Linked DNA regions of Mus musculus: region 1 is linked to region 2. Evidence: chromatin loops called from intact Hi-C (ENCODE). Cell type or tissue: heart. All regions are shown on one strand. Each heading gives the region's core, and the rest is flanking DNA. Links, peaks and the distances in the headings are about the cores only. Region 1 overlaps Synpo2 (synaptopodin 2). Region 2 overlaps Sec24d (Sec24 related gene family, member D (S. cerevisiae)).

Region 1 (15,613 bases), core at 6,083-8,582, 180 kb before region 2:
TACAGAGACTTAGGTATGTGTATATGTATATGTGTACTTTGCCATAACATAATTCAAATTGCTAGCGGTTTGATTCATAAATCTAATGTTTTGTCACAGTTGAATGGTTGAGGAATTCTTCCCTCTCCTGGAAGATCCAGGAGTGATCAGAATTGTCTGACCTTGCCTGGCCTTGCCTCTGCGAAAGTTCATATCCCACTTAGAAAGGGGAGGTCTGCAAGTATGCTGTAGCGGTTGCGCATGCGCATAGCTGTCCCTCGATGTGCCTGTAGCGATCAGAGGACAGCTTTCAGGAGTTGGTTTTCTTCTCCCACCTTTACGTGGACTACAGAGCTTGAACTCCGGTTGCAATCCTTGCACTAAATGACTGCACCATTTTGCTAGCTTACATTTCAAAATTAAAACAAAACAAAACAAAAAAACCCTATTCATATCAGGTCAGTATAAGCCAGGTACTTCAAAAGTGCGACCCCAAGACCCAAGTGTGGTAGTATGTGTCTATAATCCCAGCACTTGGGCGCCTGAGGAGGGAGGATCAGAGTTTGATGCCAGCCTGGGCACCACGATGTGTTCGATGCCAGCATGAATTCATAGTAAGACCTTGTCTCAAAAAGCAAACCAAAGAAGAACATTAACACCACCGAAACAAAACACCACCACAAGGGTGGGTCTGTCATCCCATTTTCTCTTCCACTCTGTCCCCCAAAGTAGGTAGGGGACCCTGCTCCCCATGAGGCTTGCAAACCCTCACAAAGTTAGCTCCCTTCTTTCCTAGAATACCCCAGGAAGGGATTTTACTAAAAAGGACTGAAAATACACTCAGACCTTTGCAAAGCCTGGCGAATGCACCCCTCCCTTTCCCCACTGAGTTAGAGGTGTTGATATAACCCTGTATACTGCAAACCCTGTCAGGAGCTTCTGGTTTGACAGTGACCTCTGGGAGAAAAGGAGACTGGGAGATCGGCAATGCCAGAGCCCTTGCCTCTGGACTGGCTCATCTGTCTGGCCCCCAGCAGGTCTGATCAGCATTAGCAACTTCAAGGGCTTCCTGACAATCTCCTGACCCCAGGAGCAAATTCTTTCTTCTTTAAAGAACACACATTAGGCCCCCAATGGGACCTCTTGGCTTCATTTTCTGTAGCTGGCCTGCTTTGTTCTAGCTTCTTTTAGCCAGGCTGAAACCCCAGAGAGATTTTTTTCCTCCAAGCCCAGACTGAAATCTCAGAGAATTCCTCCAAGTCCAAACAAGGGAATGCTCAAAGATCCAAAGCCAACACCGGGAACATGGTGCTATCTTATTTACAAGTTAATTCATTGACTGTTACCTTTTTCCCACTAGAAGGGGAGGGATATCGGTTTGCCACTTATCTTTTTCATACAATGCATTTCCACTTTCTAAGATGCTACGGGTACACAGACACACTGAGGGTTTAAGTTGACTGTAGTTTTTAGCATTGCAGTTTAAGGGTTGTTTAAATTCAAAGGGGGTAACAGCTGTACAGGCTCTGCTATTATAAACTTTAAATAAAATGCTACATGTTTTATGATGCCTTAAGGACATGGTTAATAGCTGAGGAAATTATCCAGAGAAGTGCCAGAGCCATGAGGGAAAACATAGACCCTCCCTGGACAGCTGAGATCAGATGGTATTTTATAGCCCTTTTCCTCAGAAGTCAACGGTGCTCTACAAATAGCCTCAGATGGTCTGGTCGGCCAGAGAAGCCACCAAACCTCAACCCAAGGGCTTGTGAGGGAATCCGAACAAGGACTGGGTCCTGAGCATAAGGTATTGAGTGGGACGTGTAAAGCCAGCATGGTCAGACTCCAGGCCCTCACACAGTGAAGGGGAGGCACTGGTCTGGAAAAGCCTGGCTCAGGGACTGCAGACTCAGTCAGCTGCAAGGGTTTAGGGAAGCGCAGTGAACATCATTCCTCAGGGCTGTCCTTCCCAGAGCACAGGGCAAACAGCAGAGATCAATACAGAGGACAGGAGGAATGAATTAGCCAGCCACATCAGCTGGGATATCAGAGGGCTCTACAGTGAAGCTGGACCACCTACATTGTTGTTTTCTGAAATGAAATATCAATATTTCACAATATCCACTTGTGATGTGAGTGTATTAAGTCACCAGGTTAAGCTCTGCAAACCACTCAATGCTAAGTGAGGATGCGTGATTACTATGCCGCAGTAACTGGCTAAGAAGGGGCCAGATGCTCCTCTTTTAAAGACCAATTCCTTAAATACTACCATTCTCTCTGTAAATAACTCCGAGCTTTGTATGAAAGGACCTACTCTGCCACTGGCTTCAAGAATGCCAAGAACCGCATCGATCTATTCAACTTACTGTTTTTTTTTTTTGTTTGTTTGTTTTTTGTTTTTGTTTTTTATAGGATGCACAACGGGGACAAACCAGGACAGCACTTGATCAACTTGCAGGCTTCCTAAGAGAACTCGTAGAGGCAGAGCTTCCCTCATTCAGCTGTCCAACTAGCTCTGGGTTGCATAGATATTTTGGGTTGCTTACATATGCCTATATAACATATATGATGCTTATATATTATGTAAGAATATACACACTATAATTCTTATGTAATATATATTGCTTAAGTACTACTTATATGCAAAAGAAACCCCTCATTCCCAAACCAGGGCCATAAAAATGGCCCATAATTTTTTAGGACCCTGCGACCCTTGGAATTCCATAAAGCAACCAGCCCTCTTCTGGAGACTCAGGAGGTCACAGAAATAGTTAATCTGGCTTCTCTGTCACCCTGCAGCCCAAAGGTCACAAAACCAAACAAGCTGCCTTATCTTCTACCCTGCAGTTTATCCTCCCTAAACCCCCACTTCACAAAAAGCAGTTTCTGGGTCTGGCTTCCCCAGGTCTGCCTACTCTCCACTATTAAAACCACAACCATCTTCCATGGGGAATAGAAACTGGGTCTTGAGCTCTGAAAGGCGTCTTTGCTGAGCACCAGGCTAGATTAAGGTGAAAAGGAAATGCATTTGAACTTGACTTTGGAGGATTTATGGTAAGGAATATACTAGCAAGCAAGACTAGCAAAAAGTTGGAGCCTGGAAGAAAGTGGAAGGCCATTCAGGACCGGGCGTGAGCTGTCAGCGTGGGAAAGGATAGAAGATTGGCAGAGGCTCACACGCTGCCAGCGAGAAGGCTCTGCAGCGGTGAATTCAAACGGACCCAGAACATAAATGTGCACTGTGCCATCTCAGCCTTATCACTGCGCTCTCCTGTGATGCAAAAGCTTTCAGCTCAAGCGTTTACAAGACATTATCAGCCTTGTTTTCGTGGCTGCTTCATATGAGACATGAAGGGGACTGGGGATAGAGAGTGTGGGAGAGTCTGGAAATCTTGAACAAAAGAGATAAAAGATCCCCAGAAAGCAGGAAAGCCAAGCTAGAGCTGGTGACACCCAGGACAGGACCCTGGGTGCCCTTCTTGGCCTCCAAGAGGAAAGCCAGAACTCAGGAGGCCAGGAGGCCCCAGCTAGCACCTGGGAAAAACAACACATGTTCTACATAAAGGTTAACTTTCTTTGGCAAGAAACTTTGGATTGTAAACTCCCTTGAAGGTACAGGTTTTCTTGTTTGTAACAATTTTGTTTCTCTACGGTGTTAGTTACAGTTAGTTTTTGAATGAATACATGAGTGGATTTTTCCACAGACCCTTTTCCATTAGAACTGCTTTAGATAGAGGAAGGAAGAATAGAATGGGGGTGGGGGGGGGAGAAAAGGTGATGCAAGGGTGGGGGAGGGAGCAGGGGAGAGAAGGAGACAGAAAGTGGAAGGAGACTAGGAGAGGAGAGTTAAGCGTGGAGCCCTAATGTGTCAAACTAAAAACCTTCCTCAGCTAATATCTTCCCTTAATCTAATTGTTTTCTGCCCTTCTCTTGTCCTGTATGTTTCCTTTTAGCACCTGCAATATCGGGTGGCATTGGGTTGGGTGTCCTCAGAAGCCTGGTAGACAGGCTGGCTGATGGGAGGGCCTTTTCCCCTGCCGATGCTGCAGACATCAGCATAGGCGCCATCCCTCCTCAGGGAGAGCCATCTTATCACCTGACCAGACATGAGGTAAATGCCCTCACACTTCAAGCTCAGAGAAGTTCTGGCCTCCCAGATTTCGCCTAGGGGCAGGGCCCGGATGGCGGAAGAGAGGTTTCCTAGGAAGCCTCGCAAAAAGCTTATTTCAAGTTCTTAGGTCAGAGGCTCTGCAGACTGTATCCCGGCAAGGAAAGCTTTATGGACTATGGATGCCACTCATACCATTTAAAATGCTAATAAAAATGTCAGCTGAGGTTGGGCAGAGTGGTACGTGCCCACGATCCCGGCACTCTGAGAGGCTGAGAGACGGAGGATTTGCAGGAGTTTGAGGCTGGGCTACGCTAAAGCCAGCAATAGCCACCTTCCTCTGCGCATAATGGATGGAAGGAAGAAGGAAGAACTGGTGTTTGAAAAGATTAAAGATGGAAACACAAAACACTGGGCCAGGCCTACATGCATACAGATCTGGTATGGAACTATTACTGCTGCTGCAGATGTATTCTGCATTTCAGGATAAAAGGTTGCTTACTCTCTCTCGTGGCTTGTATAAATATATCCATTGTTTAACTCATATTTTCCTTTCTTCCCTTTCCTTCTTTTTGTTTGTACAGGGATTCTCTAGGTAGCTCAAGGTGGTCTCAGGCTCATGGTCCTCTTGCTCCAGCCTTCAGAATCCCAAGATGATAAACCCTTAGATAGGACTAGAACCGACATTGTGCACACTCACTGGAATGACCTATGAGCATGCGTGCTTGCCCAGGTGGGAGGGATTTTAATACTTCACTCTCCCACTGACGGAATTGCAAAAGGGGGCCTCTTTAGAATCAAAAACCCACTTCTATCTTGAAAAAGTAATAACCCACTTCTAACTTGAATGTACTTATATTTTTTTCACTTTCTTTTCTCCTTTCAAAAATGGCCCCTGCCTGCCTTATATATCTGCATATCATGAGATGAAATATAGCCTTCCAATGAAGCTTGCTAACCTGGGCACACTGTAGTTCTTTAGCCATAGTCTCCCTCATGATGTCACTAAGGTCTCAACTTACTCTCCAATTCTAGACGTTGTGGCAGGCTTCCAGGCTCCCAGGCCAGAATCGTGGCTAATGGGTAGTGAGGAGAAGGGTGCGTGTCACCTTCCAGAGGTGGGACTTGCCAAACTACTGTGGATTTGCTCGAGAAACCCAAACATGGGCACAGTGCTGGAGCAGCTTGGGACAGATGGAAGCTTTTGCCAGTTCCTAATGTTGCCATTCACCCTCTGGTTCCGATTTCTCAGCCACTCAAGGACAGGATGAACTGAAACAAAAAAGACTTCTACAACTAATACTTTGTAGCACACACACACACACACACACACACACACACACACACACAAAGGTCAGAGTTTTCTAGGAAATCAAAGCAATGCTGGAGAAAGAGGGACAGAAGGGTTATTCTGGAACCCTCCACAATTCCAAACATTTCGTAGCAGAATTAAACGTTTTTAGAAAGTATGACAGGGATATTTTCATTATATTATCCCAGTTATCCCTCCTGCCCTTGTTTACTTTATTATTTTATGTTTATAGCTAAATTAATTTTTGCATTGCCAGAAATGTCCAGTTGTTCCCGAATGAGTGACAAGAGCATTGACCTTAACACAAGAGCACAGCGTATCCGAGATCCATTAGCACTTTTGTGACCGAGTGGCAGTGTTCTCTCTGTCAGTAAGTGGGACTTCACACTTGGCTACATCATGTTTTCTTTTCTAATCACTTTATGTGTGTGTGTGTTTTAAATGATTCCTCTTTATTTTCTTACTCCTATCAATATATTCTTCAGGGTAAACCTGTGGCTTTTCTTTTTAAAAACTGTTTCCCAGGGGCTAGGTTGATGCCTCAGTGGTTTAGATCCATACCGCTCTTGCAGAAGACCCAGATTTCATTCCCAACACCCATATCAGGTGGCTCACAATCACCTGTAAACTCCAGCTCCAGGGGTCTGATGCTTTCTTCTGACCTCCTTAGGAACTTGTACTCATGAGCACAAACCCCCAAAGAGACAACAACTCACCCTCTCAGCAGAGCTAATGCTCAGACAGAGGTCACACCCAAAGAGCCAGAGAGTGGAATCAGACAAGGGCACAAACATTGCTTCTTTAAAGCCACATCACATGACTTTTGATACCAAACATCTGAGTAGTAATCCTCTATTGTTTTATATCTGTATATCTGGAATTTAAAAGACAAGTGTTTATTGAACACTGACCCTGGGTCTGGTATCACTGCAGATGAAGGCAATTTGAGAGCAGTAGCTAAGTTGAAGCCAATGACCTATAAGATGACATATCAACTAGGAACCATATAGAAGGTGATAGAGCAACCAGAAATCAGAGATAGAGGCAGTTGGGTGGTACCTCTTCGAAGAGATCATATTTGTATCAACACTCCTTTGTGTGTGTGTGTGTGTGTGTGTGTGTGTGTGTGTGTGTGAGAGAGAGAGAGAGAGAGAGAGAGAGAGAGAGAGAGAGAGAGAGAGAGAGAGCCAACTGGTAACCACCATTACAGTAAAACATAAGCAATATGGAAGTAACTATTGGTTTGAGGTACTATTGGAAAGTGTTAGACTTGGTGATAACACAGAGTGATATTCTAGGAAATTTCCAAAGACATCTTCTGTGGAGAAAGGGGTAGGGAGGCAGCAGAACCAGAGGCCATCTTAGAAGCCTGTGGTAGTAGTGATGAACTAATGTGGTACCCAAGAAGGTTCATCTAGAAATTAAGAAGAGGATGGAACCAACGAAAAGAATTAGGTGTGGCGCTCAGGTTTCTCCCTGACGCCATGAAGTCGGGTGGAAATGGTAGCATCTTTTATTCATGATGAAGACTTGGAAGGGGATTAACACGTGTGGCAGGTGAAGATCAAGAATTCTCTCGGCTAAACCAAGATCGATGAGTCAGCCCAGGAGAGAGGTGCGGTAGAGGGTTCCGTGTGCGAGCATGGCCTCTGAAGGAGCGAGATTGGAGATATAAGCTAGCAATGTATCTATTTGGCAGAATTAGGCAAAATATATGAGGGTTCTAGAAGAAACTCTAGATCCAGGTGTTAGTGGGACCGTGCTCCTTCTAAGGATTTGGGGGAGGAAAGCCATTCCTTGCTTCCTTTAGCTCCTGGGGACTGCGTGCGATTTTTCACTTGCAGTCTTACTGACACGTCTCTTTGCACTCAACCTCTCTGGTCACACTCCTCTTCCTCCTGTGTTGATCGAACTCCCAGTATCTTCCAAGGACAACTTGTCACTCGATCTTATGATCCACTTGAACAATGCAGAGGCTCTTCATCTTGAATTACTTCATCAAACCTGCAAAGATGTCTTTTCCCAATCAGCACTCAAGACTCTTGAAATTAAATCTGTGGGTCTCCATTCAAACCACTAGGGGGCAGTGTGTCTCCTCGAGGTAAAAGAGCCAGCAACAGTGCGGGAGACTCCAGCAGAGAGAAACTGGGCACAGGGGAGAAGCTGAGAAAGCATAGCTGGGCAGGGCTCGAAGGTGACCAGAGAAAGGGCCTGGCATTCATGTTTCTTTTGTATTTACTGAATTTCTTTTAAACCGGAGTTGCTGCTGACTGTACCAAATATTCTTTAAACTGATATGTCTGATGATCTTAAAAGGCCTGTTGCCCTGCCCTGTACCTGCCTTGGGGTTAGCGAAACATTTCTGTCTAATCATTCACACATTTTTTTTTCTCTAGGTGAACACATGGAAACAGCAAGGGAAAAAAATAACTTGTTTCATTTTGTGCCAAGTTTTTTAACATAATAGCAGCCATCGCTCTTCTTCTGCCTCTTTCTTGAGTCTACAAAGGGGCCAACATTTGAAACCTATTTAGCAATTTTTTCTGGAGCTTACAAAGAACTTCCAAAGTTATATTTGGGGTTCGAGATTTGTCGGTGAAGTGAAAGGGGTGGAGGGTATCAGTCCTCCCTGACAGAGAAACAGAAACTTGGTCTTGGTGCAGTTAACCCACCCTTCGGGGAGGGGGTGGGGTGAGGCAGGGACCAATGTTCATCTGAACCTGTTGTCATAGTTACGGCTGCTGCTGCTGAAATGAAACACTAGGGCCAAAGCAACCTGGGAGAAAAGGTTTACTTGGCTCAGGTTTCTACATCACTGTTCATCATCAATGGAAGTCAGGACAGAAACTCAAGCAGGGCAGGAACTGGTAGGCAGAAGCTGATGTAGAGGCCATTGAGGGGGCTGAGCTGCTTGCTGGCTTGTTCATCCTGCTTTCTTATAGAACCCAGGACCAAGGCTATCCCTACCCACAATGGGCTGGGCCTTTCTTCATCAACCACTAATTAAGAAAATGTCCTACAGGCTTGCCTGAAGCCCAGTCTTATGGAGGCTTCGCTTAAAGATAAACTGAAACACATATCTAGAAATGTTTGAGTAGAAATATATCATTTGATAATGTAAAAGCTAGTACTTTGGAAACATATTTTAAATAAACATAAGCTTGAATGCATGACCTCAGAACAGCGGCAACACCCATTCCCCTGCACTGCAGAGCAGTCAGATCATTCTAATGACCAGGCAGGCATGGGGAGATTTGCCCTTAAAGATATGTAGGAGACTGGAGACAGTGCATCCCTAAAGCTGGTTGGAGAGCCACTGTAGATGGACTGGAGAGCTTCAGGGTCTGTAAGAGACCCTGTCTTAGAAAAGAAGGTGGCAATCAAGGAAGACCACCAGGATCGACTGGCTTCTGGCCTCCATGCATACATGCATGTGAGCACGCGCACACACACACACACACATATATATAAAAACACACACAAATACACACACATATACAAACACACACATATACACACAAACACACATATACACAAATATACACACACATATACAAATATACATACAAACACAAACATACTATGAACACACATATACAAATATATACACACATACAAACACAAATATACACACACAAATACATACACACACAAACACACATGTACACAAATACACACACATACAAACATACATACAAACACAATATACACATGAATACACATACACAAATACATATACACATAACCACAAACACAAATATACACACACAAATACATACACATACACAAATACATATACGTGCACACACACACACACTCCCTCTGTGTGTGGGCCAGGATGCTTCCTGCCACAATGTTCTGAGTTGCCTTGCTCACCCTCTCTTCCCAGCAACAGGACAGTGACTAAGAGGAACTTCCAGGTTTTCTTCTCCTAAGTCAGTAGTCTGACTTCTAGATGGGACACGATGACCAACACATGGTGTTCTAAGATGGTTGGAGGCTGCAGGGAGAGCTCAGAGAAGTTTCTGCATTTCTCTGTTTACACAAGTGTGGATGAGTTATGGACAGAGTAATTCCGATCCCTATCACATTTACTAACTGGATGGACTCAGAAATTGCAGACGTGTACGTTTGGCCTTCCCACCTCCCTTTCCCTCCCTCACATCTACCAACCTGCTACAGTCTACAGGACGAAGAAAACTCCCTGTGACTAGGTAGGTCTTTAAACCTCCCAAGCAGACATGACATTTTTTTTTTCAGTAATGGATTTTCCAATTAACTTATCTTGTTCACAAATCGAAAGGTAAGTATATTTTATACTTACACTTGAACGATTTAAACTAATACAACTTATCTCAAAATATTTGCTTTCAGACTATTTCTAAGATACTGGGTATCCAAGCTCACAGACGCTAATAAGCACACTGCCGATGAGCTATATCTGTGGCCCTTACAGTGTCTGAAATATTAAATTTCACTTGCACTTTCCCCAAGCCAAACTCCTCCACCAATCTGCACAGAATACAGGGATCATACCAAAGCCATATTGTGGTGTGGACAATCAGTAGATGGACTAATGGGAAGGCAACAGTCACATAGTTTTAAAGACATGAACAGGATGGAAACCATGCCCATCATTCAAGAAGACCAAGAGCACAGAGCCCTGAAAAAAAGTTAAAACAGAGGCATTGGGAATCGCTGAGGCCAAGAAATAATATGCAAATTGCCAATCTCTGCGTGTCCAACAAGCACCCCTTTGTGTGAGTCCAGAGTTAGCTCACTGCTGCTTCCTTCTCTCTGCAGAAGTTCAGGGTGTTTTGGCAGTACACATTATAACACATTCTTGGCTTCTCCCATCAGGCTTTGACAAGACCGAGCAGTCTCGGGTTCCAGTTCAGCCACTGTGACCTGCTCACTTGGAGATGGGAACCTGTCTTTGCTCCTTCTGAGACCCTCTCCATGCAACTGTAAATTAGAAGTCACCACACACGCTCAGTCACCGACAGGTTTGAGGGAGGACGTGACAACCAATGGGCTGTGAAGGAGCTTGAAGGCCGTGAAACATTTTATAAAATAAAAAAGGAATCAGGGTTGAGCTCTGTCATGGGCTACAGCCTCATGATCAACAAGGATAACCGGCATCCATTCCACTCCTTGAGATAACTGAATAGTTACTGTGTGCTTAGTGTGTTACACAGGCAGAGTGTTTAACAACCACCTTCAATAGAGAAACATTACTTGCGTCTTTTCAGTTTAAGAAAATAAAGTTACAATTCTGGTAAATGGAGCCGAGATTCAAGCCCAGATCTGAGACCCAAGGCTCACACATGAGCTCGGGTGGTGATGGAATCTAGCCAGTTTTCTCTGCACTGAGTCTCAAGGGCCTTTTGGCTATCAGAAGCACCTAAGCAGAGTTGTGCATTGGAAGGTCACGTGACTTTCCCCAGGGAGGAAGTGCCTGAGTTTGTGGAGACCTGTTATATGGAAGAACTGTTATGTGGAAGAGAGTCTCCAGGATCCTCCTGGGGACCCATGATGTGCATGTGCGCATGTGTGCAGTCCTAAGGCAGCTTTTAGGAGTGTTTTCTCACCTTCCACTTTACTGAGGCACAGTCTGTCTTGATTTTGCTACTGCACTGTGGACTCCAAGCTGGCTGACCTACGAGCTTCTGATGGATTCTCTCATCACTGCCTCTCATTCCACCGTAGAGGTGCTGCGATTACAGATGTGTGCCCCAGCATCCAGTTGTTTTGTTTTGTTTTGCATTTAATGTGAGGTCAGGAGACTGAACTTATATTACTGGGACTACACAGTGAGCTAAATACCTGTCCTTCTTAGTTAACTAGTTAATTAATTGGCTGTTTTATGAAACAGACTTCCTTTTTTTTAAAAAAAATAGGGCAATTTCTTTTCTTTTTAATTGTTTTTAAGATTTATTTATTTTATTTATATGAGTACACTGTAGCTGTCTTCAGACACACCAGAAGAGGGTGTCAGATCCCATTACAGATGGTTGTGAGCTACCATGTGGTTGCTGGGAATTGAACTCAGGACCTCTGGAAGAGCAGTCAGTGCTCTTAACTGCTTAGCCATCTCTCCAGCCCCAGCTGCTCAGACTTCCTTTTTTGTTGTTTGGAATATCTTTTATTTATTCCTTGACAATTCCTTACATGTAAACCATGCATTTTGAGTGCATGAACCCCTCCGTGCTAACCCCTCAGGACACCCCCTTCTTCCTTCTTCCCTGCTCTCAGAAACCCCACAGTTCCTTTCCCCCACTCCCTCTCCAGTTGATACTCGTCCTCTTTTTGTTGTAACAGTCCCTGAGTCCAACTAGTCCTGCCTGTCGTGATGATGACTGGTACAGTTGCCTTGATTTGACTCGGGTAGCCATAACTGCAGTGGCTAAACGGGGTTCTTGTAGCCCGGCTAACTTGAACTCATATAACTGAGGGGGACCTTCATTTCCTCAAGCTTTTCTACCCGGTGGCTGGAATTACCGGTCTGTACCACCACGCCTGGTGTGTATTACTTATTTGTTTGTTCATTTGGGGAAGAGGTTTGTGGGGTTTTTGATGGAGGCTCATGGTGTGTAGCCCAGGCTGGCCTCAAACTTGCGACGCTCCTCCTGCCTCCGCTTCTCTGGGCACGGTAGGAGTGTACCACTATACTCTGCTTTATTTTCTGTATTCTGGTTTTCTTGTGCCCGGGACCTCACTGTGACTGCCTTCCCAAGCTTAGCTAATCCTTGGCCACAGCAAAGTGTAGACCTCAGAGCGCGTGCCTCGCCTAAGCTATGGCAGACTCGGCTAAATTCACGGCAGCCAGCCGCCAATTGAAGTTGCTCCCTCAGGATGTGGTGGGACCTTGCGGATCTGGGTAGGGCCTACCTAGAAGACACAAATGGATGGGGGAGTGCCTCTAGAGGTTACACACTGCTTTTCACTTGCCAGGAAGTGGACGAACTCCTCCACCCCGATCCTCTCCCACTGCCAGAACGTTCAGTTCAACAGCACAAGAACAAGCAACCATAAACCGAGGCCTTAGAAACGGGAACAATGTCACTCTTGCCTTCGCTCAATTGTTGCTGTCAGATATTTAGTCACCGTGACAAGAAAAGAAACAGACACAGAGCCAACCCTGAGCGAGCGTATTGCTTCACTGTCCCCTATCTGGCTCTTAATCTCCAAGAGGCAATATGCCTTTGCTTCCACATCCCTGTGCCTACTGGATAGCCTGGGGCCGCTGGATACCCTGAGGGTCAGAAGTACTCATATGATCCAGTCTGAAACCTACTGGGCAGCAGCTCATCTGCTCTGCCCACTCCTTCCTACTACAAAGCCCCTGCGCATTCCTTCCCCCTCGTCCCTTGACAGGCCTGGGCTTCCTGGTGGGTCCTGTGTGGTCTCGTGTGCCCCTCCTTGAGGAAACCTGAGAAAGGAACCATCTTGCCAGTGGCAGCTGCCTCCTAATCTGTTGACCTCCTCATACCACAGCAAAACAAAACCCCAGATATATTTTAAAGCAAACCTATCCTTTCGCAAGTAGCAAAAGATACTATGCGGCCGTTGATCTTTAAATATACTTGCTTGTTTGCGTGGGTGTTATGCTCTAAACTGGTTTTTGTTTGGTTTCGTTTCTGTTTCCTTTGCGGTGCAGGCTATGACAGTCCGGGGTTTCCCACAGGCTAAGCAAGTCCTTTAGCTTTGAGCTATATACCTCAAGACTTCTTAAGATATTTTATTACAAATTAATGGGCTTATAACCCACTAAAATTCTTTACAAAAGCAGTACTGTTGAGAACGGAATTGTTTCTTCCAAACTTGGTTAAATGTATCTGATGAGTTTCTGGCTTGAAAGAAGTTGCAAAGAAGTGGAAAACCGCTTGATCTCTTTAACAGCTTCAAGCGAACATTTTGTTAGCCTCATCAAGACAGGAATTTTCATTGTAAAATGGGATAAACAAACTTGAGGCCAGAACCAAAGAAGAATATAATGGTGATGAACTCTGGAGGAAGCAGCAGAGTGGTAGGAACAACTCAAAAAACAGATCACAGGTTTTCATCTACTGCAGTAGACTCCGAAGATGCTGCTCTCAATACCTGCAATACCTGCAAGGGAACGGAATTAGATTCCCAGTGTACTTGGAAATTAACAACAGTCTTATCCTTTTATTCATTATTATTTTCTGGAGAATCTTTGGAGCTATTTTCAAATATCCTCTACCCCTTTACCCCCAACACACACAATGAAACCCTAATGCTACAGATAAACTATACAAATTCAGAAACTCACAAACTACCGTAATCGCCAGGGTTTTTTTTTTTTTTTTTTTTTTTTTTTTTTACCTCCAAGAACCAAATTTTCACGGAGATGGGTGAGCGCCACACCCTTATCGCCAATATGTTTATGGGGTTATCAAGGTCAAAGTTCTGAGTACTCGTCAGAGCTGGAGAGCTCAATATCAGAGTCCACAGCAGTTTTACACAGTTTGTCTGAGGTGAGACCCTGGTTCGCTTGCTTCAAACTCACTGCTGTGTCACATAAAGTCCCTTCAGTCCCAAGCAGACAGGAGCAATGCAAGTGTCTCCCTGGTGCTTCTAGCCTCTGCCAGTTAGCTTAGTAACTTGAAATGGCATTTGTTCTCTGCCTGCAGACTGGCATGTGCCAGTTGGGCGACATCACATATATTTAGGTGGATTTCTCATACACACAAGACATAGGTATGGTAAAGAAAATAGTTGTGGCACCCAAAGAGAAAGCAGGTCAAGACTATGATCCTAGGAACATAGTATTTGGAGAAGAACAATCACTTTGGGGCTAGAGGTCCAGGAGAGGGCCGTTCCCGGGTTGAAGTCTCTGTACAGGGCTTTCTCTCTGTACTTTGCTCTATGCAGGAGCAGCTATGGGCACAATGGTGGCTCTTGGGGTATATGTTAGTCCTTGGGCAGGCAGCATCAGCATTGTGTCAGGACTTGTTGGGACAGTAAATTATCCTCCTCCTGCACTCGAGTTAGAAGCACAGGGGCAGCAGCCTGCATCTCAGCAAGCAAGCCCAGCCTGGTGATTCTGCTACATTCCCAAGCTGTGGTGGGTACAGGTCCCAGCACCGTCCTTCCCAGATGCTCTTCTTCATTAAGAATGTCGACTGCAGGTTTTCTACACACACCTGGCTAATTGGTTCTTCCTTCTGTTTTCATGAGCCAAGATATAAACAGCTTGGATCTTGTGGGTGTAACCTGCAAGTTTTAAAGCTCTGGTCTTATTAACCACCATCAGAGTCCTGACTTGAGACCATCCAAAACCACACGTATGAAACCTCTTCTTTACACAAACTCTAGAGGCCTTCCCCCTCTTCTTTACAGAGTTACCGAGCTAAAGAAACTTCCTGTATAGTCATTATAAGCAATTAAAATTATACATTTATTTTAAAATCAAGCATTAATCAAAAACATTAAACTATCAAGGCATTGAACCACAAAGGTCAATTAGACAATAGTGATGATGAAAGACCACTTGCTATTGTAATTCCCGAGTTACACTCGCCTTTAAAATCACACGCACACACACACACACACACACACACACACATACCACACACACGTGCATGCACACACACACACACACACACACACACACACACACACGTGCATGCACACACACATACACGCACACACACACATGCATACACACACAGAATGCTATAAAAGCACTTCCTGTCAAGACTAGAAACACATCCCACACTCCAAAATTAAACTAATCAAGTGCCTTAAGTTGTTTTCATCATGTTTTTATGTCCCACGTGGATCAAAATTGCCTTTTAGCGAGGAGGAAAATTTACAGAGTATGATGATTGCTCTGAGTGGGGCTTTATTAATGTAATTTAGGTCCTGCTCTTATGGGAGAGGAGGGCCTGAAGACCGCAGAATACAGATCAGAGTGTGTGGCAGGAAACTTCCCTCAGGTGGCTTTAATCAGATAGAAGAGGGCTGGAGCTAAAAGCCATCCACTCTTCTGCACCGAAACAGAAAATGCTGCTTTCAACGAGGCTCAGGCTGCTGACACAAGCATGTTTACAAAATAATTCTGTACCAGATTCCAGACACGGAAACAAGGCACTTTGTCCCATCATCCTCACGGAGGTAAGGGGAAGGCGGCACCACGTTAAGTGTCTCACTGCCCATAAAAGGCAACACAACGCTGCCTGCGGCCT
Region 2 (15,613 bases), core at 6,257-8,756:
GCATCAGAATGGAAACCGGCTTTACTGCATCTAAGTGAAGGCATCTCAGAGCTGGGCCCCATCTGATGTACACGTTTCCTCTCATTCAGATAGATAGATACCAAGTAAACATTTTATACGCATATATACATATACAATTATTAATTATTATATACCACAAATATATATTCTATACTTATTATATATGAGGTATATGTAATTCACACATATATAGAATATATATGAATATAATAAACTTCATAAATCAAATAGAACAGATAAAAATTAGCAAAAAAAAAAAAAAAAAACCCACACAGGTAAATTTGTCACAAAGATAAACAGCAACTGTGTGGAAAGTCCTGTATGTATTCTCAATTATCCTTGAAATACTCAACTAAAGGCTTTATGTTTTTCTGTTGTGCTATGTGCATAGCATTTTCTAAGCCCAGCCTTCCCCCCTCCCATGAACCCTATTATTTCCTTCAGTCTCTGACACATGCATAAATCAATTTTCTGGGAGACCAACATTAGTAGTATTAACCAACCAGCTGACTCCTTTACTGTCAGTTGGGCCGGAGGTGTGCTGGAGAGATGCTTGAGTGCTTAAGAACACTTGTTACTCTTGTGAGGACACAGGTTCAGTTCCCAGCACTTCCATGGTGGGTCACAACCACCTGTAACTCCAGGGGATCCTATGCCCTCTTCTGGCCTCCATGGGTGCTGCACGCATATGATGTAAGCAAAACACTCAAACATAGAATAAAAATAAGTAAACTTTTTAAAACGAGTTGGGCAAAAAGTTGTAGATACATGGGTGTCAATGATTATTTCTGGAAACTATCATAGTCTGAGTAAAGGAGTTAAATCCACCTTTAGATAATCCACAATTAATACCAAAATTCAATTTTAAGCTCTATCTCGACACTCCAATCACAGACAATATGGAACACTTAATGAGGGAAAGACAGGGGCCCAACGTGGGAAATGGAACTATCTTGTCTTCAGGAAGTCTTTCATTTACAGAAGCTTGTAGCTTACAAGAGGGTGGGAGACAGTGTCATGAATGGGGAGTGGGGAGACCGTGAAGGAGGCAGCTGGCTGACATTAGCTAATAATACTAATGTTGGTCTCTCAGAAGGAAGACTGCTTATTATATTGGAGGTGAACTTTGCACAGAGTTCTTGAGACCTGCCCCTCATAATCGATTTCTACTGAAATCGGAAGGATTAATGCCATTCATCTCATTTCGGATGAGTCCCTCTTGTAAGCACAATCAAATTTTGGCAGAGACATCAAACTTTGTAGGGGTGTAAAACCCTTTGCCAGATATAAAATACTTTCTAAGTCTGTAGTCAGTGAAAGTGTAGCTTCAAAATGAAACAACTGAATAAGAACTAGTAAATACAGCTACGGTATATGTCTTTACATATGTGTGTGTGTTGTATTTCTGTAAGGTTTTTTTTTTTGCCTGTGTATGTATTGTGGGATATGTATACAAATGTGAGCGTGTGTATGGGTACATATGTGCAGGTGTGCATTTAAGTGTGTGTGTGCATATGTGTGAGTATGTGTGTAGTGTAGTGGTGTGTTTTTGGTGAGTGTGTGTGTGTGTCTACACCGGAAGTTGACCTCAGGAATCCTCCTAGATTGTTCTTTTTTTCCCTTAAGGTCGGGTCTGTCCTGAGCTGGAACCTTGCCAATTCTGGCTGTTCTTCTCTTTCTCCCAGTTGAATACTGGAATTATAGGCCTCCACCGTACCTGCCTCCACCGTACCTGCCTCCACCGTACCTGCCTCCACCGTACCTACAAGTTTTATTTTTTAATGGGGGTTGGGGATCTGGGCTAAGGTCCTCAAATTTGAATAGCAAGTACCTTATCTTTTGAGTCATCTCCATAGCCCCAGGCACTTTATATTTTTACAGTGCTGACTTTTTTTTTAATGGGCCCTGAGTAGGACAATCAAGTATGCCTATTATGATTAACTGAGCCATCAAAGTCTTCCAACTCTTGTTTTCTATGACTATGTCTACTAACTCACGAACGGTATGAATGAAGCACAGAGAAGCTAAGTGGTTTTCCTAAAGCCACTAAGCTAACACAGTGGCTAAGATTCCTAGCTAAGATTCTAACCCTAGCCTGTAGGAACTAGAACCTGTGATCTTAACACCTACGGTACAAATGTAGGAGTTCTGTGATTAGACACCATGAGTACAAGAAACTCAGTGAGTTCTTTAGGAAAATCGGGTGGCTCAGACAAGAAATATCTTACTTTATATTTTTGAGAGCTCCGTGTGAGTGTGAGAAATATTTTTAGTTTGATCCAATTAACACAGGAAGTCTCCGTCTGATGAGATTTTTCTCGTTCGTTTTTACAGTAAAAGACAGACACTGTCTCGAAAGCAGAAACAGAAGGGGAAGGTCATTTACATTTGAGGAAAAAGATGGTGGTGACAGTTTGGGTACAAATGCCAGCTGTTGCTTTCGTGGTGGTTTTAGCGCTGAAGAACATTTTAAACAGACTAAAAAGCAGTAGGCAGTTGGCAATGCTTGCCTGGTGTATACTCACTGCACACAGTCCTGAACGGGTGGAATTTTCCCAGCATCCCCTCTTCCCTCTCTCACCTTAGTTTCTTTCCCTTCTCTGGTATCTGTTCTGCTAGCAGGTCATATGCACATGTGTGTATATAAAACACAGGAGCCAAAGGTGAGAGGAAACGTGTTGTCCTTCTGAGTCTGCCATATTTAACTCAGTATGATAATCTCCACTTTAGTCCATTGCCCTGCAAGTGATTTCATTATTCTGCTTTATGGCAGAGTAAATCCCATTGTGTGTGTATTCCATGTCCTTTGTCACCTACTGATGAACACCTAGACTGATAGGTATCGCTGTGGTGGCCTTAGGGGGACTTTGTCTGTATATCCAGAAGTATTATATCTTTGTTATAAGGCGAGACAGTGTCACAGTTAAGAAAAGAAACTAACCCTTGGCCCTGTTTACTCAAGAGTGAGCCTGATTGGATTTGAAGAATCCTGGCCTCATCAGGTCTCTTTGAACAAAGACCGTTCTCTACATGCTGAACAACACAGCAAATACGGTAACAAAAGGGACAGAGGAACTTAATCGGTCTTTATAGGAGTCTTACAAGAGAGGAACTGACCCAGAATAGCACACAAAGCCACAATCCTATGTTATTGGTCTCTGTTCCCATGTTGTTGTTTTCTATAACTCTATTTGTTGATTTCAGTATCTCTCTGCTTCCAGTGAAAGGCAGTAGGTGAGGTCACCACATCTTACCCACACATATGTTGTCCAAGTCTATGGCATGCATGGGTCACCAAGGAGAAACAGAGCACGTATGTCAGGGAGTTCATCAGATTGGTTGCACTGTTTTCATCAAAGGTCACTTAATTCTGTAAGCAGGTTGACTATGTGGTCATAAGTGACCTTCAAGCTCGTTATTAGCTTGGTTACGGGTTGGGTGAAGTCCGGTTTGTAAAAGCGGTCTCCAGGCAGCGTTACTCAGAACACTCATCCCTGCATGGTGGTTCCGCTTCAGTTCCTGGAGGAGCTCCACACACACTCTTCTCCACACTGACTGGCTGATCTGTATTCCTCCTAACAACGTACTAGAGGTCCCCTTTGTCCTCTTCCCCAACAGTACTTTGTTTCTCTGTTTCCGTTGTTACCTTGCTGACTGGAACGAGGTGCCATTTTTCACATGTTTATGATGCTCTTCGAACAGAATCTTAACCCACAGCGTTGTGTGTGCTTCTGCAGGCAGCAGAGTGCCCGGGGAAGCTCTTCATCTTCCATTCCTCTTTGCCTACTGCCGAAGCACCGGGGAAGCTCAAGAACAGAGACGACAAAAAGCTGGTGAACACAGACAAAGAGAAGGTACGTGGGGACAGCTAGCCTTGGAGGTATTGCTGAAGCTATGCTAGAAGGGGTCTCCCCCTTCATGAGTATTTTCAACGGTAAAACACTGAAGGATTTCATGTTGCTAAAGCAGCTGATATCTGACATACCTATAGATGATCAAATGACATCTTCCATGTGTGATCTATGAGACTGTTAGGGAAATGGAGGTGGGGGTTGTATGAAGTGGAGAGGGAAGACAGGTGCCCTGTGACCTCACTCACCAGAGGACGAGACACTCGTCATGAAGCAAAGGCACCCAGTGCTGAAAGAAGCCTTTGCTCCAACCTGAGACAGGACGGCCGCCATGAACAGCCTCTGACGGAAGATGCTTCTGACTGAATGCACACACCTCTGTCACACAACACCATCCAACCTATAGAGCTGCATGCAGGACAGTAGATTGACAACAGGGGTAGGGACAGCTCCAGTAAGGCTACTGGAGTATCAAATAACCTGAAGGCAAGCAACTGTTTTATTTCATTTGCCCAGTCTACCTATGCAGAGGGAAAAAATTCCATATTTTTCTCATTTAAAATTCCTAATTAAAAAAATTAATAGAAACTTAAATTTTAATAGAAAAAATATTGTATTAAATGGTTTTTAATACATTGTTGGCTTTTCTTTTTATTTTCTTTCATCGTTTTCTTTAGATACTTTTCCAGCCCCAAACAGCTGTCTACGAATCTCTGGCCAAAGACTGTGTGGCCAACAGCTGCTCAGTGACTCTGTTCCTCTTCCCCAGTCAGTTTGTGGATGTGGCTTCCTTGGGTCTGGTTCCTCTGCTCACGGGAGGAACTCTTTACAAATACAACGTTTTCCAGGTAAGCGGCAAGCCGCCTGTCCCTCTCAGTTCCTTTCCGGTTTGAGTCTTGAGTCTGTCTCTGTCTTTCTCCCTGTCTTTCTCTGGTGCTGTCTCTCACCCAGCCCCGTGTGTGTGTGTTTGTGTGGTGGGGCTTGAGTATATGTGTGCACACATGTGTTGCTTCAGATGGGCAAGGCAGGACTTTCAGGAGTCAGTTCTCTCCTGCATCTAGCTGGGGTCGAATCTTGTTGTTTCTATTACTCGGGCACTGGGCACTGACCTAGGCTGGCTTGCCTGGCAAGCTTTCTGGTGGCTTCTGTCTGTGCCTCCTGTCTTACCCTAGGAGTTTGTGGATTACTGCTTTGAGCTACCACACCCAATTGTTGTTGTGTGTCTGTCTCCTGTTTACATGAGTCTCAGGACCAAGCTCAAGTCCATAGGCTTCCACAGAAGTGTTTTTAAGGGCTGAGCCATCTCCCCAACCCAGTTTAAGTTTGATGCTTAGATCATGGGGTAAGAAAGTTGTGTCCTATTGTGGACAACTAGCAAAAGTAAATTCAAGCAATGTAAAACCACATGGGGTTGATTGGCTTCCCACTGATTTTAGGCACACATTGAGCTCACATTAGCCAAGTCGTGTACTTGCTGTAGGGGAAAGTCTACTTTATATTAGAGATACCTAAGATAATATTTGAAAACATAACTGCATGTTTGTTTTCATTTGATGAAATCTCAGGCAGGTTCAGCTGATTATACCCTCTACTCTTCCACATTGGACTAATATGCCTCCCCTGAATTTGGCAAAGGCACACACCCCAGTTTAGGATAGGCACAGTCACAAGCTTTTCCTGTGGACAGTTGTGCCTTGACGTCTTACTAAATTTAGACACAGAGAATGGGCATTGCCTTCTCCTGAGGAGGGGCCCGACCAGGTCACAGGGCAACTGATCATAGAGGGGTGTTTCCCTACCATGACAAATGCTCAGCCTGTTTTTGCTTATGAGTGATAAAGCAACAGCCAGTTGTATATTTGTATTAGAAGTTAACTAAGATTGAAGTAAGACCAAAGATTGAGAATGAAATACATTTTTTCAAAAAGCTTTAAGAACCCTTTGAAGACTTCTAGATAAATATATGTCTACAGATACACTTGAATATAAGGTCATAATGAAAAAATCCAACATTCGTCTGGGCAGAATTCTGAGTATTTGAGGCACAGTGCAAGTGTCTCAGCTCATTCTCCGGTGAGGAATATACACTTGATCAGAAACCTTAAAGTCCTGGCTGGGGTAGCTCTGGAGTCCCACATGGGTGAAGCTATCGTCCCTGAATGAGTTAGGTGCAGAGCGGTCCAGGGCAGTGTTGGCAAGGGCACTGATGTCACCGCTATTGATTTCATCCCCTTATGTTTCAGTAGTGTGCTAGTTCTATATAACTTTGGATATAAGCCCTTTACTTGTTTGTCAATATACCAAAGCATACTATTGATTTCATCGTGCTATTAAAAAAGACGTGCTGTCATAGTCTAATAGGAGAGACCTCTGGCAATAAGGAATATAAGATTTTATAATCAGTGTTAGTGTTATTTTGGATATGAGCTTTTATGTGCTTTGTTGTAGACTGAACCATATCTTAGCATTTGCGTATTAGCTTTAAAAGTAAAAATTGTAATAGCATCTTCCATTAAGTAATATTGCCGGGTGTGAACAACACAGGCAGGCATCTGGTGTGTACCTGAAGTATCTTTTATGAGTACTGTCTGTGATGCCTGTTTCCTTTCCTCTTCTCTTTGTTTGGGGGATTGAGAACAAGAGTCTGTGTGTATCTGTGTGTATCTGTGTGTGTGTGTGCATGTGCGCGCGCGCACCTCTCTGTGCCTGTCAAGCAGAAGTGTTGAGAATCTTATAAAAGTCTATCTGACCAGGTCAGAGGCACATCATTGGCTGCTGCTTGTCAGCAAAGTCATGTTTTAGGTGAATCTCAGCTCAGTAGCACATGATCCAGGACTCCATTAGTATTGCTTAGGTGTGGGCAGTGAGCAGCTTTCGTAAATATGCTTTAAAAGAGGAGTCAAGAAGTCCAAGGGAAGTGTTTTATTCTCTAGACTCTGTATGAACTCTGAGCTTCAGACTATGAATATGGTCAAATAAAAGACACCCCCCTCACCTACACCACCACCTTTACGGCGTCTTTCTGCAGCTTCACTGAATATGTTAAACCACGCATTGTTCCCTGTGTCTAACACTAGACCCTTGAGTGACTCGCTTATGCTATTGCTTCATTTGCAAAATAAATGAATAATCTTCCCATCCAAAGGTTATGAAGTGAATAAATAGGTAAGGGCTTTATTTATTAAAACTTAAGAGTCACACTGCCAAAGATTATGTACTTTCATAAGGTCATATATGTACATAAGATATCCCTGTAAGTATGCTAAATCAAAATATAAAAAGTGATAAAAAAAAATGAGTTAAAAGTAGCATTATTTGGAGTCTTTTACTGCCACCTGGTGGCCACTGATCACACTTTGTCTTGTAGATACATTCAGATAGCCAAAGGTTTCTGACCGACCTCCGGAATGATATTGAGAAGAAAATAGGCTTCGATGCTATCATGAGGGTTCGGACCAGCACAGGTAATCCTCACACACACCATTTCACGTCTTCTGCACAGTTACTGTGTCGTAGAAGAAGAGGCAAATCTTCCTTTGTCCCTCTGCTGTAGGTTTCAGGGCCACTGATTTCTTTGGTGGAATATTCATGAACAACACCACAGATGTGGAAATGGCGGCCATCGACTGCGATAAAGCCGTGACAGTGGAGTTCAAGCACGATGACAAGCTCAGTGAAGATGTCGGGGCCCTGATCCAGGTGACTAAGCCGCCAAGCGTGCACCTCTCTTCCTAACAGAACTCTTTCTCCCAAGCAGGAGTCCTTAGAGTACTCGCGCGTGACTTGCCCGTAGGTCAGTAAATAGGTGCTACTTATGTGGCACAGCGGTCAATGGCCTGGCCACCAAGGTGAAGGGTCAGGCAGCAACAAACTGCCCTCTGTGACGTGGCTGTGTCCAAGGTTCTTGTAGTCAGGTGACCCTCCCCTAGTTAGTTCATTTTAGTTAATTTGCCCTTTTAAAGGTACTACCTCCACGTTCTTCCCTATGCAAGAGCACACCAATTGGCTGTCCACTGCCAGACAGCCAAGTCAGAAAACATGCATACAAGTAACATTATATGTTATAGTATTATACTGGGGAATATAACACACACACACACACACATGCATATGTACATGTAATAACAAGTAGTGAGATAAGAGGCCATGGGTTTTAAGGAGAGAGTGAAGGAGTGAATAGGAGGATTTGGAGAGAGGAAAGGCAAGGGAGAGATGTTGTGAAAGGGAGGGAGAAATCTCAAAAAAGAAAACAAAAGGTCCTACCTCCAAATGAAGTCTTAGTCTAAGGTGCAGGGCTGGGGGTTTAGAATGTCAGCATATTGGGGTCACAGTGTAGCCTCTGGGATTCTGCTAAGCATTATGTCATAAGCAAGTGGGCTAGGACTGGCTTTGAGTAAATATCAGTTAAAGAAATAAAATAAGAAAAATCGATTTAAAGATCTGAGTTTTCAAACATCAGCTTTACACTGGAAGGGTGGAGAGATTGGCCCAGGATGAGCAGAGTTCTAATGCTTGGTTTTGAATCACAGGCGCCTAGGTAGTGGCTGGGTTCCAGCAGACCTGAGTGCACCGTAAAAATAGCTATGCTCTTTCATGGGACGTGATCTTGGGCAGAGCCAGGCATGCGTGCCGACTTTGTTTCTGGACGTAGGTCCATGGTAGTAAAATCTGTGAAATGCAAGTCAATGTGAAATGTGCACAGATATTTACATGTGACTGGCTTGATCGCTTAAACCATTGAAATGTTACAGCGAATTAATTAGCCTTCCCCCAGGTATCATTCAGTCTTGAAAAGTAACAGAGAGACACTGGGAATTTTTAGAAATCATTGATCTGTACGTATGATTCTATACACTTCAGCGGGATTAAATTAGCTTGGCTGGGTCTGGTCAGTAATACCCAGGTCTCCATGTTGTTTCTGCAGTGTGCTGTGCTCTACACGACCATCAGTGGTCAGCGAAGACTCCGGATTCACAATCTCGCCTTAAACTGCAGCACCCAGCTAGCGGATCTGTACAAGAGCTGTGAAACTGATGCCCTTATCAACTTCTTTGCCAAGTCAGGTAGCGTCTTGCTAATCTCATAGCTCGGTGAGTCAGCTGAGACTCATTGGGTAGCTAGTTAGAAGCTGGAAAATACTACAAGAACCAGTGAAATAGAAGGTTGGAGAATGGCCATCTCCTCTAGCCATAATGAGGGAGACCAGACTCTCTGGGGTCAGGCCACACAGATTTGGCCTAAGTTTTCTTGCTAGTGAGGTGTCTGAGGTGTAATGTAAGAGTGTGAGTGTGTTCTCTAGCACTGCTGACTTACGCCACTGTTGATTATCTGGGCCCTGATGACTAAGAAGCAGGATGGGTGATTTCTTTGCCCTTCTGAAAGCCTATACTTAAGGTATGGAAGAGAGCATTCCAGCCTGCAGAAGTCAGGACTTGGGGAGATAACAAACTGCTCTGTCTTTTCTGTGTATGGAATTCTATTTCTAGTCGTCTCAAGATAAATATGGGTCGCTGTCACCCTTTGCCATAATTAGACCAGTGTCCCTCTTTGCCTAGATCACACTACTCAAAAGAGGAGCAGCAGAGAGCATTATCCTTGTTTGGTAGTCCAAAGATAACAGAAACTGGTTCTTTGTTGTTATTCAAAGAGATCAGTTTCTAAAACTTTCTGTCTTTTCTGTTTGCGGTTTTGTGCTTCTAGCTTTTAAAGCAGTTTTGAACCAGCCCTTGAAGGCCATCCGGGAAATTCTAGTCAATCAGACTGCCCATATGCTGGCGTGTTACCGGAAGCACTGTGCGAGTCCGTCTGCAGCAAGCCAGGTGAGGAGGTCCCTGCTGTCCTGAGCTGTCATTGTGTGCAGAGCACGCGTGCAGTGACAGCCACAAATACACTGTTTATAAACAGAGAAATGTCACAATATGCTCGGATTCCCTTTTGTATATAGACCTAGGTATTTCGTTGTAAAATGTGCATGCTTAAATATATTTGAGGCATATAAATAAGGTTGCCATGAATTGATGGTATTAATAACAGTGGCTCTTTCAAAAGTAAATATGTTATAGCATAAATGATGAAATTATTTTCACTTAAAAGTTACATAGACCTGACTGCCCTGCCTCTCTCTGTGTAGACCAGGCACTCCTTGAATGTGTGGCAATCCTCCTGCCTCAGCTTAAACAGTATTAATTTCTTTGAAACAAGTGTCTCTGGGCATCCTGTAAGTGATTTGAACATTTAGGGAAACCTTGAGCCATTTGCCTTGCTTATCTCCTCTCATCACTCGCTTCCCCGTGTCAGGAAAGTTAGCTGCTGCTTTTCACTGTTGGATCCTGAAGAGCTAACTAATTTTGATTCAAAACGAATTCTATGAGCAACTAGTGGAAATTTTTTTTCCCAATTCTTTGTTAAAGTAGTTACTCCACATTTGAGGAAGCTGTCAGCAGGAAGAGAATACAGGCCATCTAAATTTACCAGCTGAGAGAAGAGGGCAAACATTTGTTAGACCACACTTTACAGGGAAGTCCCCTTTGGGCTACCCGAAGTGATTATTCACCCGTTCTTTTAACTTCTGTGTTGACAGTTATGCATGGCTGGTCAGTTCTCTTGATTATATGTCTGGGGAGGGAACAGAATCAGGGGTCCAGGTTACTGAGGCCTACCTCAGCACTATGAGACCTGTCTCCAAAAAAAAAAAAAAAGGAAGGAAGGAAGGTTAAGGGGATAAGAAAAGCAAAGCCAGACAGGCAGAATTGGGAAGTGTGCTTGTTTGAGTCACGTGATCCCACCAGGTGCTTATGGACTCCATCTTGGATGGAGTTGAGTCATGAGCACTTTGCACCCATCCATACTACCTGTCTTGGATTTCTGGAAGACACTCTTCTGCCTCTGGAGTAGCTCTCCTTTCAGAAGAATCAGTTGACACTGAGCAGGTATAGTTAGTGTCTTCTCTCAAAGTTTATTTGCTAATATTAAAATGGCTTGCCTTTAAAGACCTTAAATGAAAAAAAAAAAAAACGATCTTGCTTGTTTAAGGGAGAAAAGTAAAACTTACCATCTCGTTCTGGTTTAAAAGCTAGAAGACTTGTATCTACACCCAATCACCTGCTTTTATGGCTTAAATGTAGAGCAAACCATTGAGACACTTGTTTTACTCAGAACAAGTCAATAGAGCGGATTCCTGCTCTTTGAAAATGAGATTTTTCCTTTTCCATTTGAGCCTTTCATGGCACCCTTCAACCACCAATGAAGCTAGGGTCCTGGCAATCCAGTCTTCTCCAACACCCACCTCCATACACTGGTACCCTGAGGACCAAGCCTTCAATACTGCATCTGTAGAACACTTTCCATATCCAGGCCAGACCATCAAGACACATACTTTGATTGTGTAACGGACCTGTGTGGACTGCTTTTGCAGTTACCAAAGCAAGAGAAGCCACTGGGCTATGACATTTAAGGAGGAACCACTCAGACTCAGGGGCTCCGCCGTGAGAAGCATCAGGAGAACGCTACAGTAACTGTTCTGGTTTACATCCGTGGGCTCGTTAACTTTATGAGTGCTAATAAGCCACTCATATATTTGAGAGTGAAATGTTCCTCACAAGGCAAACGAGGGGCTGAAGAGCTGCCTCAGCAGTTTAGAACACTTGGTGCTGCGCTTGATCTCCAGCAGCCACATGGTGGCTCACAACCATCTGGGACTCCAGTTCCAAGGGATCCTGTAGTCTCTTCTGACCTCTGAGAACACTAGGAATTCATGTACCGCACACACATACATTGGAGCAAAACATTTGCACACTTGAGATAAAGTAAATCTTTTATTTAAAATGCCAGTGAAGTCCTCTTAAAAAAAAAAAAGACAGAGACTTTAACTACAAAATTGCCAATGTTTTTGTTCATGACTGCTTTGTTGTTAGAAAACGCAAAAACATTTTCCAAACTTGGTCAAATCAGGGTTGGATGAATTTTGGCTCTCCCCTAACCCTTGCTTGCTCTCCAGGGTAATTTCACTATGGAGGAGTCAGGAATGCTCAGGGGAGATTTTACAGTAACAATCTGTGCCTACACACTTTCCTTCTAACCTCAGGGACATTAGTAACACTTCCTTCTTGCTTTCTTCCACTCTAATGATGCTTTCCTCCATCAGCCTTCTTTCCTGTTTCTCTTCCTTTCTTCCCTCTGGTCCATACAACCCAGCCTTCTCTGTCAGCCTCTGTAGAGCTGTCTTCATAAGTGCCAAGCTCACCCCGCTGTGGCACTTAAAATGATGGATATATAAATAACCTGAATATTCCTGGTTAACTTGAGGCAGTGAGTAAAATTCCAGGATGTTGGGAGGGTGAATATGCACTTCTGTCTGTGAAGCCAAGAGAATGTATTCTTCATACTGTGTTATAAGTTGCTTAGAAATGGCACTGGGGCCGCTGGCTCTGGAACATGACCGTGTCCCAGTTCCTGCATCTTCTGTTTACTCACTCTGGTGCCTTGAAGTGAGATCAGATGTTGAGGTGAAACATTGTGGAATGTGCTTGCCTAAATCAGCAACAATTTTCTGATACTGTTATACTTCTTACTCAGCAGAATATGAGAAGAGACTTCTGATATGAAGGTGTACGGGGTATAAGATGTGGAATGCATCCTGTCAGGGTCCTGAGGGTAGCTTTTCTTGTCATTGAGGATTGGAGGATTCTGATAACACACACACCACACACACACACACACACACACACACACACACACACACACACACACAGGTATACAAAGAGAGAGAAAGGTAAAAATAGGAAACAGTCATGAAACAAGTGTTTTCTCTTTCAGCTTATACTGCCAGATTCCATGAAGGTGCTGCCTGTGTACATGAACAGTTTGTTGAAAAACTGTGTGCTGCTCAGCAGATCGGAGATCTCCCCTGATGAGCGGGCTTACCAGCGGCAGCTGGTCATGACCATGGGCGTGGCTGACTCCCAGCTCTTCTTCTATCCACTGCTCCTGCCAATCGTAAGCATGGGCCCTGGAGATGTCTGGGAGGGAAGCGTGTGTTGGAGTCAGCACTGTGCAGCCTAGGCCCGTAGCAGAAGCTCTCTGGCATGCAGCATGCTCATGTGCTCAGCGTGGCAGTGGAAGGTGTAAGGAGTCCTGCTTCACTGGCTTGTTCAGGTCGCTTTCCCTTCTGCATTACTCTCAAGGTGGTAGTAACCCATTAAGTAGGCCCCTTTAGAAGTCTATAAACAAGTTGGTGCCAGAAGACTTCAATCGAATTCCACATCTTAGAAGACCACTCACTTCTACATATGCTGGGGGAATCTTGTGTGGGCGTGTGTGGTCTGTCTTCCTATAATGTGTGACTAAGAGTCACCATGTGCAGTCAGAGGCTAACAGATGAACTCGTACTTGAGGGTACTCATGCCATGCAAGAGTCCTCAGTGTCTCCCATGGCAACACATTTCTCTCTGTTGAGGTGTTGTTAACGTCTTGAAAACCCTGCACTCTGCCTGGTGGGATGTGTACAACTCCTCCTTGATCATAGTGCTAACAGATAGTAGGCACTTGTTGCTGGAAATATTAAAAAGAACAGCAAGTTCCCGCGCTACACCCAGCTTCTCTCTGCCCCTGTCTCTAAGCCTCTGCCTCTAAGCTAGTTCCCAGCTCCAGTTCGCTTGTCTCAGTACTGCCTGTACCTTCTCAACCAAAAACCCCCTGTGGTCACCAGTCCCACATTCCACTAACCCAGTAAAACAAAACTCTAGAAGCTTATAATTAATCAGTCAGATTTATATATCAATAAATTCTCAATATACAAGATGCCCACACAATAAATTCAGGGCCAGTTGATAATGGTACATACAAGCTGCCCACCTAGTTTAGACAAGTTACGCCAATTATTCTATTCCTATATGATATTATATCTATCTGTGGCTATATAAAACCACGTGGAATCTGAGTCATCCTGTTCGTCCTCCATCTTGCTTCCTTTTCCTTCTGTGTAGCTCCCTGGCTTACAACTCTTAGCTCCACCTCCCTTTTCCCTGTCCAATCACAGGCCTCCTGCTGCACTAATAGTTAAATTAATTGGATAGAGAAAATCCTGCCACAAGCAGTGATGTGGCCAGTGATAAATTGTGTTAGAAACGAAGGATATTATTACGACGGATGTGAGGGTAAGAAATGAATTATTTCAAATGATCGGTTGCCACATAAAATTGGATTGTCAACAGCGGATGAGCCAATGGGTTAGAAACTGAGCCCAGCCTGTGAGAAGCACCTCCTTGCCTGCGTTCCATCCCTCAGGCCAGTCCAGGGCATCACTGGCCCAGTGTTAGCCTTCTCTCCCCCTTTCTGAGCTCTGTCCTCTTATATAGTGACAGCCATACAGGTCTCTTTGCAGATCCTCAAACACCCTAGTCGGGCTCTTACCTCAGGATCTGCGCATACGTGTTTCTGTGTGTCTGGAATGTTCTTTTCATTTCTCCAGGCTCAACTCCTAACCTCTTCTCACCTCCTTAGGTAGTCTTACTCACGACTACCTTTGTCAGCTGCCTTCATAGCCCCGCCCCACAGTGATACTTATCCTTGTTACCATTCATTTCCTGCACAGCTCTTAACAGCGCCTACAAGTATGCATGTTCTATTTTATGCAACAGGCCTTTCTCCCTCAAAAAGACCATTAGGTGCACAAGGCAGAGATTCTTGTAGGCTTTAATTAGCTATGTTCTTAATGGGGGAGGGGGGAGAGAAAGGAAGGAAGGAGAAGAAAGAGGAACAGAGGAACAAGTTCTGAGTGTCTTGACTTTGCCCAAACAGCACACGTTAGATGTGAAGAGTGCAGCGCTGCCACCAGCCGTCCGCTGCTCCGAGTCCCGACTCTCTGAAGAAGGAATATTCCTGCTGGCTAACGGTCTGAACATGTTCTTATGGTTTGGAGTGGGCAGCCCACCAGAGCTGATTCAGGGAATATTTAATGTGCCATCGTTTGCACATATCAACACAGATATGGCAAGTATTCTTCAGTTTTTGTGATAACCCTCAAATATAAATTTTGATTTTATGTGCAGTTTTATGATACAAAGGAGAATAACAGTGTGTGTTTATATAGCTCAATATGAGAATCGTATTTTGATGAATAAAAATGAGAAAGGGTAAAGTAATATACTGAAGTTTTAACTTAAACATGGCTTCACTAGAAACTGATAATGCAGAGATGGAGAGATGGCTTGTAGTTAAGAATGTTTGCTGTCCTTGCAGAGGACCTGACACACACACACACACTCGCATGAACACACATGCATGAACATAGCCTTGCACACATGCATGAACACACACACACTCGCACACCCTGCTGTTCACCAGTGGCTGTTCTCTGCATGCAGTTTAAGCCCGCCATCCTGCTTCATTTTCCTGACACATCAGTGAGGTAGCTGCGGCAGCAGTGTGCTCCTGATGAACTAGTGAAGCCAGAGGCAGGTTCTTGTGGGTGATGAGGTCAGGGGTAGAACCTGCATTTAGTTTTCAACTCAGGTCTCTTCATCCTTGCTGATGAGCCGCCTGTTTGAGGACATTCAGAATCCTTCATAGATATTTTGCTTCATACTAAGATTAATGAGGCACAAAATAAAAACCCCACCCTAAACCCTCTCTTCTGTTAGTCATGACAAAAGAAATCATGTTGATAAAGAAGTGAATACACATATCTGTTTTCAAAATATCTTAGGAAACTTGGCACTAATGTCAGAGCTAACATTGGCGCA

The links. A loop is a pair of places that touch in the nucleus more often than their neighbours do. Peaks named below come from ENCODE experiments on the same cell type or tissue, not always from the same donor. Only the 100,000 strongest peaks of a DNase experiment are listed, where the experiment ranks them.
Region 1: a loop joins it to region 2, with 8 times the contacts of the local background. A loop is called at or near these places in 32 of 42 quality-filtered maps.

What each region holds. Positions count from the first base shown.
Region 1 is chr3:123,161,486-123,177,098 of GRCm38, forward strand. All of the region lies in intron 1 of Synpo2 (synaptopodin 2), which reads right to left. Among named protein-coding and RNA genes, the nearest start is that of Synpo2, 67 kb to the right of the region's middle. In heart, for the core only: a CTCF peak has its summit at 7,476 (motif pointing right); a DNase peak (open chromatin) is centred at 7,536.
Region 2 is chr3:123,346,151-123,361,763 of GRCm38, forward strand. It overlaps Sec24d (Sec24 related gene family, member D (S. cerevisiae)), which reads left to right. Exons shown (of 23, transcript NM_027135.2): 14 at 3,759-3,875; 15 at 4,550-4,720; 16 at 7,240-7,336; 17 at 7,426-7,571; 18 at 8,797-8,935; 19 at 9,573-9,691; 20 at 12,687-12,866; 21 at 14,670-14,861. Among named protein-coding and RNA genes, the nearest start is that of Mettl14, 32 kb to the right of the region's middle. In heart, for the core only: a CTCF peak has its summit at 7,225 (motif pointing left); a DNase peak (open chromatin) is centred at 8,421; H3K27ac peaks cover 1,317 bases.